Linked DNA regions of Homo sapiens: region 2 is linked to region 1. Evidence: read pairs that join two places in POLR2A ChIA-PET (ENCODE). Cell type or tissue: Panc1. All regions are shown on one strand. Each heading gives the region's core, and the rest is flanking DNA. Links, peaks and the distances in the headings are about the cores only. Region 1 has its middle 35 kb from the start of ARPIN-AP3S2. Region 2 overlaps IDH2-DT (IDH2 divergent transcript).

Region 1 (5,379 bases), core at 136-5,135:
AAGTTCTCATCAAAAATAGTATTTATCAGCCGGCCGTGGTGGCTCACACGAAAAAAATATTTTTTGTATTTTTTTGTAATCCCAGCACTTTGAGAGGCCGAAGTGGGTGGATCACCTGAGGTCAGGAGTCCGAGACCAGCCTGGCCAACATGGTGAAACCCATCTCTACTAAAAAGACACACTCACACACACACACAAATAGTGTTTATGCCATGTACTTTCCCCCAAATGTGATTTCATCAATTCAGCCACGTGACCAGGATATCCTTAGATCAATGAAGAGTAATTATGAAAACACTTTCTTGAACAATATGCTAGCAGCAGTGAACAGAGGCATGGGGAAGGAAAGTTTTCAAAAGGCGTTTAGCAGGAAGGATGCCATATATGCTATTGCCAGCGCTTGAAACAGTGACCAAAGACACAGCTGTGCATGCCTGGCAAAACCTCTGGCCTGGGACTACGTTCAGTGATCATGATGAACAAAGTGGTGACTTTGAAGGATTTTTTTTTATGTCAAGTGAGAACAAAAATAATGTTTGACCTTCTTACATACGCCAAAAATATATCTTCAGAGTCTGTCAGTAACCTACAAGGAGTGGATATCAAGGAAATTTTTAACACTGCTAATGAACCTCCCGTTGTTCATTCATTGACCAATGGTGAAATAGCTGAAGTGGTTCTGAATCAAGGTGATTGTGATGGTAGTGATGAGAAAGATGATGCTGGCTAGGCATGGTGGCTCACGCCTGTAATCCCAGCACTTTGGGAGGCCAAGAGGGGTGGATCACCTGAGGTCAGGAGTTCGAGACCAGCCTGGCCAACATGGTGAACTCCTGTCTCTTCTAAAAACACAAAAAATTAGCCAGGCATGGTGGCGGGTGCCTGTAATCCCAGCTATTGGGTAGGCTGAGGCAGGAAAATCGCTTGAAGCTGGGAGGTGGAGGTTGCAGTGAGGTGAAATCGTGCCATTCCATTCCAGCCTGGGCAACAAGAGCAAAACTCCATCTCAAAAAAAAAAAAATGACTATAGACAACATGGTGAAAATATGTGATGGGCTTATTGGACGACTAGAGCAGTGTACATTCATAACCGAACAAAAAATCGTGTGAGTTTGTAAAATCAAAGAGAGAGTTCTAAGACAAAGAACCGTTGTTAATGAGGCAGATGACTCCAGAGAAAACATTCAAAAAAAGCCATCCAACAGAGTGCCTCCTTATCCCCAGAGGACCCACTTCCTGGTCCCTTAACTGCTTCTGATGTTTCTTCTCATCTAAAAAATAAAATGCGAAGTACAATAACCTTTTAATCAAAACACAGCATCGTAGGTGGAGACTGAATGCTGTCGTTAGTTGCTGTTGTTTCACAGCTGATACAGATTCTGGTGATGCTACGATGCTGCCTAGTTACCGGGAACATGTTATTTTTTTTCATTGTATTAATAGTGTGTCATATATATATTTTTTTACTGTTAAGTACTTTTGTGTGAATAAGAAAAGACTGCTTATCGGTAACATAAAAATTCAGAGTCAAGAATGGCAGTGATGCCAAACAACCACAGATTGTCCAGATGGGTGGCTGAGAGAGTGACACCTTTGCTTTTTATGGTTCAATATATAAACTTTGTTTCATGCACAAAATTAATAAAAATATTCTATAAAATGATCTTTAAGCCACGTGTATAAAGTGTATATGAAACATAAATGACTTTCATGTTTGGCCTTGGGTCCCATCCTCAATTCCAATATTCCAGGATCCAAAAAAACCCCACCAAAATCCAAAACACTTATGGAACCCAGGCATTTCAAATAAGGGATACTTAACCTACATACGATCCTGTATCTAGCTGCATTACTAGTTTTACTTATTACAGGGTTTTGTTTTGTTTTCTTTTCTTTTGTTTGAGACAAAATCTCACTTTGTCACCCAGGCTGGAGTATAGTGGCGTGACCATGGCTCACTGCAGCTTCTACCTCTCGGACTCAAGTGATCCTCCCACCTCAGCCTTGCAAGTAGCTGAGACCACAGGTGTGTGCCACCACGCCCGGATACTTTTGGTAGTTTTTGTAGAGACGGGGTTTCGCCATGTCGCCCAGGCTGGTCTTGAACTCCTGGGCTCTAGTGATCCACCTGCCTTGGCCTCCCAAAGTGCTGGAATTATAGGGGTGAGCCACCAGGCCCAACCTACAAAATTTTAAAGTTGTTTCTCTTGGAGTGATACAAATAATGACAGCTTTATCTCATCTTTTCTAGTATTTATACTTAAAAAATATTAATGAATTAGCTAGAATATCCAGTACAATGGTTGCTTTTTTTCACTGCTCTATCCGCAGCACCTAGCACAATGCATGGCCTATAGTAGGTGTTCAGTGAATACTTATTGAATGAACAACAACAAAAAAAATAGATTTAGCTGATTCTTATTGTACTATTCAAATCCTCATTTATTTTGGGTTGGAAGTTCTGAATAAGTTTTTCCTGACAGCTGGCATTCACCTTTCGTGTTTATATATCTAAGAGCATAAATCAGCTGTCTATGTGTCTCTGCCCACAAGCTTCATGCATTATTCACAAGTTACTGGAAAGGGGAAGATAAAGGGCGGTTTTTATTGTACCAACATTGCTAGTGCTCAGGAGCCTTAGGTTAGAGAACAGGTTTGGATAGAGAGCAGGAAGTGCTGTGTGTCAGTAGGAGACACTTGCAAAATATGCCACCACAAAATGTGCCACTTTGGCATAAGGATTATTTTGAGCCGGAGGTAAATGAGAATCAACAGATGCAGAAAGAAGCCTTCCTGGAGCTTTCCTTATCTGACTAAAAGCAGAAACTTCTGAGAAAAGAAGACTGCCATAAATTCCCTCTCCCAGGGAAGTTTTATGGCCATGAGAAAGAGGGGAAATTGGCGCTGAGATGGACTTGCACACACAAACCTTATTCCATTAGTTTCCCCCATATATTTACCTTCCCACAGTTTGCTGCCCAGGGAAGCCTAAAACCTATCTCCTTTGTCATGTGACTTCTCTAGAAATTCATTGTTTTTTTTGCTAAGGTGCTGTATAAGCCCAAGTCGTAACCACCAATGTGAGTTACTCATCACCAAGGTTTCTTTCACATCATGTGCACAAGTTAATAAACTTGTTTGTTTTTCTCTTGTCAATCTGTCTTCTGTCAGTCTAGTTTGCAGCGTCCCAGCCAGAGAATCTAGGAGGGTAAAGGACAAAACACTTTTCTTCCCTTAGAACTATAACATCCCAAAGTTTGCATTTGAATATTGAATCCAGCAGTTTACGTAGCCCTGCAAGACTTGTTGCGTTGCTGAGTGACAACCTTTGGCCACAGGCAGTGGGAAATTGTTAAAGTAGAAAGACGCCTCCCCCAAAGCAGGAAGTTTGTTAGGAGAAACAGTTGTCTTGAACTTGAGAAAAACTTCCAACAGAATGTTCATTTTTTGTCTTCTTGATCTGATGATTTCTAAGGTTCTCCCACTATAATGACAGTTTTATCTGCTATTTCTCAAATTTCCGTTTTTCATGTATATACTTGGTGGGATTTTTCTTATTTTTTTAAATGCAATCAGTTTTGTTATTGTTTGTTTTTGTTTTTGCTTTTTTTTGAGAGAGGGTCTCTGTTGCCTAGGCCCTCAACCTCCCAAGGCTCAGGTAAACCTCCTGCCTCAGCCTCCAGAGTATCTAGGATTACAGGCATGGGCCACCACGCCCAGCTAATTTATTATTATTTTATTTTTTGAGATGGAGTCTCGCTCTGTCACCAGGCTGGAGTGCAGTAACACAATCTCGGCTCACTGCAACCTCCGCCTCCCGGTTCTGAGCAATTCTTCTGTCTCAGCCTCCTGAGTAGCTGGGACTATAGGCGCGTGCCACCACGCCCAGCTAATTTTTGTTTTTTAGTAGAGGCAGGGTTTCACCATGTTGGCCAGGCTGGTCTCAAAGTCCTGACCTCAAGTGATCCTCCCCCATCAGCCTCACAAAGTGCTGGGATTACAGGCATGTGCAGCCGCGCCCCGCCAAAAATAATTGTTTTTAAGGATTATTTTTCTTGTTTCTTTTCGTATCATCTGCTGAATTTATCACATTTTCTTTGTCCCATTTTTTTTTTGCAGTTGTGGTTTGCAAGTTATGTATGCTATTTTTGTTATTCTGCTAGTTATCCTTAATTTTTCAATGTTATGCATGAGCTTAGTGGAACAGCCAAATCATCGAATTAGTCTTGTTATGAGAAACAGAAATCTCCATCCTCCCTCTACCATCTCCTTCTCCCCAGAGGAAATCACTCTTATTCCTTTTTTTCTTTTTTTTTTTTTTTATTTTGAGACGGAGTCTCACTCTGTCACCCAGGTTGGAGCGCAGTGGCACGATCTCAGTGCACTGCAACGTCTGCCTCCCAGGTTCAAGCAATTATCCTGCCTCAGCCTCTTGAGTAGTCGGGATTACAGGCACTCGCCACCACGCCCGGCTAATTTTTGTATTTTTAGTAGAGATGGGGTTTCGCCATGTTGGCCAGGCTGGTCTTGACCTCCTGACCTTCAGTGATCCATCCGTCTCGGCCTCCCAAAGGGCTAAGATTATAGGCGTAAGCCACCGTGCGCGGCCTCTTTTTTTTTTTTTGAGACAGAGTCTTGCTCTTGTCGCCGAGGCTGGAGTGCAGTGGCGCCATCTCGGCTCAATGCAACCTCCACCTCTGGGTTCCAGCAATTCTCCTGCCTCAGCCTCCCAAGTGGCTGGGATTACAGGCATGCGCTGCTACGCCTGGCTAATCTTTTGTATTTTAGTAGAGACGGGGTTTCACCATGTTGCCCAGGCTGGTCTCAAACTCCTGAGCTCAGGGAATCCGCCCGCCTCGGCCTCCCAAAGTGCTGGGATTACAGGCGTGAGCCACTGCACCCGGCATAGGCCTCTTATTCCTTTTGATGATTCTTCTCATATTTACTCCTTTATCTCTAAATATTACACATATATTGCTACTTCTTGATCATTTTCAATTTTAGTTATCATCTGTTGATTTTCAACCATAGAGGATGAAGACTGAACTCTTTCACTATCAGTACACATTCACACACATACGCACACACACATGCACCTTCCCAATTCTCCCAAACTGGTAGGAGAATGAATGAATACATTTTGGTACATTTGCACAATGGAATATTATACAGCTTTGAAAGTGAATGAATTAAAGAACCAGGGAACAGCAAGTATGAATCTGGATGGTATCATAATGAGTGGAAAAAGCATGTCTCAGGTGACCACACAGAGTGATACCCTTTTTATAACATTCTAAACCAAGTGAAAGGAAACAATTCATTGTTCAGGCCCCTATAAATGTGATGAAGCTGTTTTTAAAAACCAAAAGGGCCTGATGC
Region 2 (5,379 bases), core at 280-5,279, 180 kb before region 1:
CAGGGACTTGAGCATGCATGGATTTTGGCACCCAAGGAAGGTCCTGGAACCAATCCCCCACAGATACTGAGGGCTGACTGCACAATGTTTAGCACACAAGCTTTAACTCTCCCACTGCCTGGCCCTTGGCAGGCCTGACTAGTTGATCGCAGAACTCTTTCCAGGTGAGCTCCTATGCAACCACTACTGATAGATCAGAACGGAAGCCTATTTCCCTCCTAATGAAACTCAGATCTAAATTATTGAACAGGCAAATCTTTTTCAAGGGAAAAGGACCAATGCTTGCAATAAATTCCATCTATGTTGACTACAGGGAGGTCAATTCTAAGAATGTATTTTCTTTTTTTGTTTTTTGAGACAGAGTCTTGCATTGTCACCCGGGCTGGAGTGCAATGGCATGATCTCGGCTCACTGAAACCTCCGCCTCCCGGGTTCAAGCCATTCTCCTGTCTCAGCCTCCCATGTAGCAGGGATTACAGGTGCCCACCAGCATGCCCAGCTAATTTTTATATTTTTAGTAGAGACGGGGTTTCACTATGTTGGCCAGGCTGGTCTTAAACTCCTGACCTCGTGATCCGCCTGCTTCTGCCTCCCAAAGTGCTGGGATTACAGGCGTGAGCCACCGTGCCCCGCCTCTAAGAGTGTATTTTCTATTTGATCAAATAAGAGGAAGCCTCAGGGGATCTTGTGGTACATCCTGTGACAAAATGGGATAATCACTGACCTGGAACTGGGAGTCCTGCTCTGTTCTGGGCAAAATGACTAACTTCCTTATTTTGTATGGGGGGTTACTATGCATGTTAAGTGATCTTAAGAAAGTGAGTGGATTAGTGAGGGTTCTCTAGAGGGACAGAACTAACAGGATAGATGTATGTATGAAACAGTTTTTTTTTAAATTATTTTTTATTTTTCTCAGACTGAGTCTCACTCTGTCACCCAGGCTGGAGTGCAATGGCGCAATCTCAGCTCACTGCAACCTCCACCTCCTGGGTTCAAGTGATTCTCCCACCTTGGCCTTCCAAGTAGCTGGGATTACAGGCACCCACCATCATGCCCGACTAATTTCTGTATTTCTGTAGAGACAGGGTTTCACCATGTTGGCCAGGCTGGTCTTGAACCTCTGACCTCAGGTGATCTGCCTGCCTCGCCTTCCCAAAGTGCTGGGATTACAGGCATGAGCCACCGTGCGCGGCCGAAAGGGAGTTTATTAGGGAGAATTGACTCACACCATCACTAGGTGAAGTCCCATGATAGGCTGGCTGCAAGCTGAGGAGCAAAGAAGCCAGTAGAGGCTCAGTCCCCAGAACTGCAAAAGTAGGGAAGCTGACAGCGCAGCCTTCAGTCTGTGGCCAAAGGCTGGGGAGCCCCTGGCAAACCACTATGTTGTCCAAGAGTCGAAAGGCTGAAGTGCTGGGATGACAGGTGTGAGCCACTGCGCCCAGCCTTTATTCATTTATTTATTTATTTATTTATTTTAGAGGCAGGGTCTCACTATGTTGTCCAGGCTGGAGTGTGGTGGCTATTCATAGGCAGGATCCCACTGCTGATCGGCACAGGAGTTTTGACCTGCTTCATTTCTGACCTGGGTCGGTTCACCCCTCTTTAAGCAACCTGCTGGTCCCCCGCTCCTGGGAGGTCACCATATTAATGCTGAACATAGTGTGGACACCCGGTTGGCACAGTGCACTACAGCCCAGAACTCCTGGGCTCAAGCCATCCTCCTGCTTGAGCCTCCTGTGTAGTTAGGACTACAGGTGTGCGCCATTGTGCCCAGCCTCGTGGAGTTTTAAATGGGGGGCCATGGTGAGCGGTTCCCAGAACCTGGAGGGAGAGTGTCTTTCTCTGGTGGCAAAAGCAGTAAAAAAGGAGACAATGGACAAGGTTATGGGCTGCAGACCGAACCCATAATCAGCATCTGCCAAGTCTAGTCTCAGCTGCTGGGGCCCTGACACCTGCAGAGATGGTCCCACTGCACCTGTACAGATGGTCTCCAACTTCCAATGCTTCCATTCTGGATTTTTCAACTTTGTGATTGGTTTATTAGGATGTAGCCCCAACCTAAGTCAAAGAACTCCTTATGACTTACGATGGGGTTATGGTTTCTACTGAAAGTGTAATGCTTTCACACCATCATAAAGTTGAAACATCTGAAATCAAACCATTATCAGTCGGGGGACTGTCTGCTGTGCTGTCCACATTAAATGCATTTTCCACATACAACAGGTTTATGGGGCTGTAGCCCCTTGCGAATCGAGGAGCATCTGTATTACTTCCTATTTCAGTTGTTTCTCTTGGCAACCCCTTCTCTTTTCCTCTCAGACTGGCTGTTACACGCCTCCTCCACTATCCTCAGTCCCCCAACTACTCATTCCCTCACCCTCTGCCACCTCCTTCGAGAAAATACAGGCCACAAGGCAGGAGCCATCTAGCTCCCACCAAACCAGGAGGGCAGGGGAGTGTTCTCTGGTCTGGGACTTCGATCCCCCTACATCTATGGTGTCAGCCATCACTGTCCTCTTGCTAGCATCTTCAGCCTCACCTCTACTAGCTCCCTTTCCTCAGCATAGAAATCTGCTAAGGGCATTCCCAGCTTAAAACAAAACTAAACTAAAACTAAGGCCTGGTGCCTTAGTTTAGTTTTTAAAAAAACACAGTTTCGGCAGGGCGCAGTGGCTCACGCCTGTAATCCCAACACTGTGGGAGGCTGAGGCAGGTGGATCGCTTGAGGTCAGGAGTTTGAGACCAGCCTGGCCAACATGGTGAAACCCCGTCTCTACTAATACAAAAAATAGCCAGGCATGGTGGCATGTGCCTGTAATCCCAGCTACTTGGGAGGCTGAGGTACAAGAATTGCTTGAATCTGGGAGGTGGAGGTTGCAGTGAGCCAAGATGGTACCACTACACCCCAGCCTGGGCGACAGAGTGAAACTGTGTTTATGTTTGTTTTTTTTGTTTGTTTGTTTTTTTTTGAGACGGAGTCTCGCTGTGTTGCCAGGCTGGAGTGCAGTGGCAGGATCTCGGCTCACTGCAACCTCTGCCTCCCAGGTTCAAACAATTCCCCTGCCTCAGTTTCCCGAGTAGCTGGGACTACAGGCATGCACCACCACTCCTGGCTAATTTATTTTATTTTATTTTAGTAGAGATGGGGTTTCACCATGTTGGCCGGGGTAGTCTTGATCTCCTGACCTTGTGATCTCCCCGCCTTGGCGTCCCAAAGTGCTGGGATTACAGGCGTGAGCCACCGCGCCCTGCCGAAACTGTGTTTTTTAAAAAACAAAAACAAAAACAAAAAGCTAAAACTAAAACCCAAATCCCAAAAGCCCTTCTTCCACCTAGTGTCTCTCTCCGTCTTTCTCCTTCTTGGAAGGGAAGTCTACACTGGCTGGCCCTACTTTGTGACCTCCCTGCCTTTCCTCCACCCACCTATGGGGTCTCCTGCCTTCCCTGCTACAGCCTCCTCACCCACTGGCAAAGAAATGAAGAAACAGACCCTGCCTGGCTCACTGATGGCCTCTTGATTGCCAGATCCCTGGGACACCTTCCGGTGCTCGTTGACTTGTCCACTTCGGAGCTTCCCCCGCACAGTCATCCCCTGGACACCTCTCTCCTGGGACATCTTGCACTTTGTGGGACAGCACCTTCTCTGTCTCCTCTTAGGGGCTCTTAGGTCCTTGTGTCCTCCAGGGTCTTGTCAACGATCCGTCCTCATAGCACACTCTCTCCTTCAGCAAACTTATCAGACTCATGGCTTCTACTACTGCCTCTGTGCTGAGAATGTTTAGTAATAAGCAACATGTCAAAGATGCAAAATAATCACGTGTGGAACAAGGATACTGTGTAAAGAAAGACAGTTGAAGGAAAAAGAAAAAACACTGATAGGCCGGGTGCAGTGGCTCCCACCTGTAATCGCAGTACTTTGGGGGTCTGAGGTGGGCCGATCACAAGGTCAGGAGTTTGAGACCAGCCTGGCCAACATGGTGAAACCCCATCTCTACTAAAAATACAAAAAAAAAAAAAATAGCTGGGTGTGGTGGTGTGTGCCTGTAATCCCAGCCACTTAGCAGGCTGAGGCAGGAGAACCGCTTGAACCTGGGAGGTGGAGATTGCAGTGAGTCAAGATCGCGACGCGGCACTCCAGCCTGGGCAACAAAAGAGCGAAAATTCCATCTAAAAAAAAAAAAAAAGGGCCAGGCACGGTGGCTCATGCCTGTAATCCCAACACTTTGGGATGCCAAGGTAGGTAGATCACCTGAGGTTGAGGTCAGGAGTTTGAGACCAGCCTGGCCAACATGGTGAAACTCTGTCTCTACTAAAAATACAAAAATTTGGCCGGGCGCGGTGGCTGACCTGTAATCCCAGCACTTTGAAAGGCCGAGGCGGGCGGAACATGAGGTCAGGAGATCAAGACCATCCTGGCTAACGCGGTGAAATCCCGTCTCTACTAAAAATACAAAAAATTAGCCAGGCGTGGTGGCGGGCACCTGTAGTCCCAGCTACTTGGGAGGCTGAGGCAGGAGAATGGCGTGAACCTGGGAGGAGGAGCTTGCAGGGAGCCAAGATCACACCACTGCACTCCAGCCTGGGCAACAGAGCGAGACTGTGTCTCAAAATAAAATAAAATAAAATAAAAATACAAAAATTTGTTGGGCATGGTAGCGGGTGCCTATAATTCCAGCTACTTGAGAGGCTGAGGCAGGAGAATCACTTGAATCTGGGAGGTGGAGGTTGCAGTGAGCTAAGATTGCACCATTGCACTCCAGCCTGGGCAACAGGAGCAAAACTCCATCTCAAAAAAAAAAAAAAAAAAAGTAAAAGAAAAAACACTGATTAAGACACTTGGGTTCCCCAGACAGTCCTTCTATATGACTGTGGGCAAGTTAACATACCACCCCAAGTCTTGGACTTCTCATCTACAGAACTGGGATAAAAATAGTACCTACTTCATAGGGTTGTTATGAGGATTAAATAGGATAATTCTAGAGCAAGCACTCCGTGCGTGAAGTTGCCAACATTATTTATGACTGTCTCTGTTGTCACTTGCAGGGGTAGAGAAGCAATGGGCAGAAGTGAGATGAAACTAAGAAATGGTAGTTTGGATCCAGGTTTTGAAATACACGAGGGCAGTGGACTTCTAGGGTCTGTTGGCCAAGGCATTCCTAATTAGAGAATGCAAGTATCAAGGGGCTGTGAGCCTAGGAGCAGGCAGCCCCTTCCTAAGGCTGCTGCTCTCTTTCTAGCCATCTGGACGACCTTGTGAGCACCTGACAGGGTGCATTCGGCAAGTGGCTGGCCAGCAAGTGGCTGGCCAGGATGCCCTACGTGCACGTCCCGGCATTCCTGAAATAGCCGCCCTGCAGTGGGGGGAGGTGCTGGTGGATG

Evidence for each region. Peaks named below come from ENCODE experiments on the same cell type or tissue, not always from the same donor. Only the 100,000 strongest peaks of a DNase experiment are listed, where the experiment ranks them.
Region 2: POLR2A ChIA-PET joins it to region 1 with 11 read pairs; 2 of 35 experiments call an interaction of 5 or more read pairs at or near these places.

What each region holds. Positions count from the first base shown.
Region 1 is chr15:89,944,786-89,950,164 of GRCh38, reverse strand. No RefSeq gene overlaps it. Among named protein-coding and RNA genes, the nearest start is that of ARPIN-AP3S2, 35 kb to the right of the region's middle. In Panc1, for the core only: no CTCF peak of the experiment used is centred there; no DNase peak of the experiment used is centred there.
Region 2 is chr15:90,126,813-90,132,191 of GRCh38, reverse strand. The region is part of intron 2 of IDH2-DT (IDH2 divergent transcript); the gene reads right to left. Among named protein-coding and RNA genes, the nearest start is that of IDH2, 27 kb to the right of the region's middle. In Panc1, for the core only: no CTCF peak of the experiment used is centred there; no DNase peak of the experiment used is centred there; H3K4me3 peaks cover 165 bases; H3K27ac peaks cover 1,018 bases.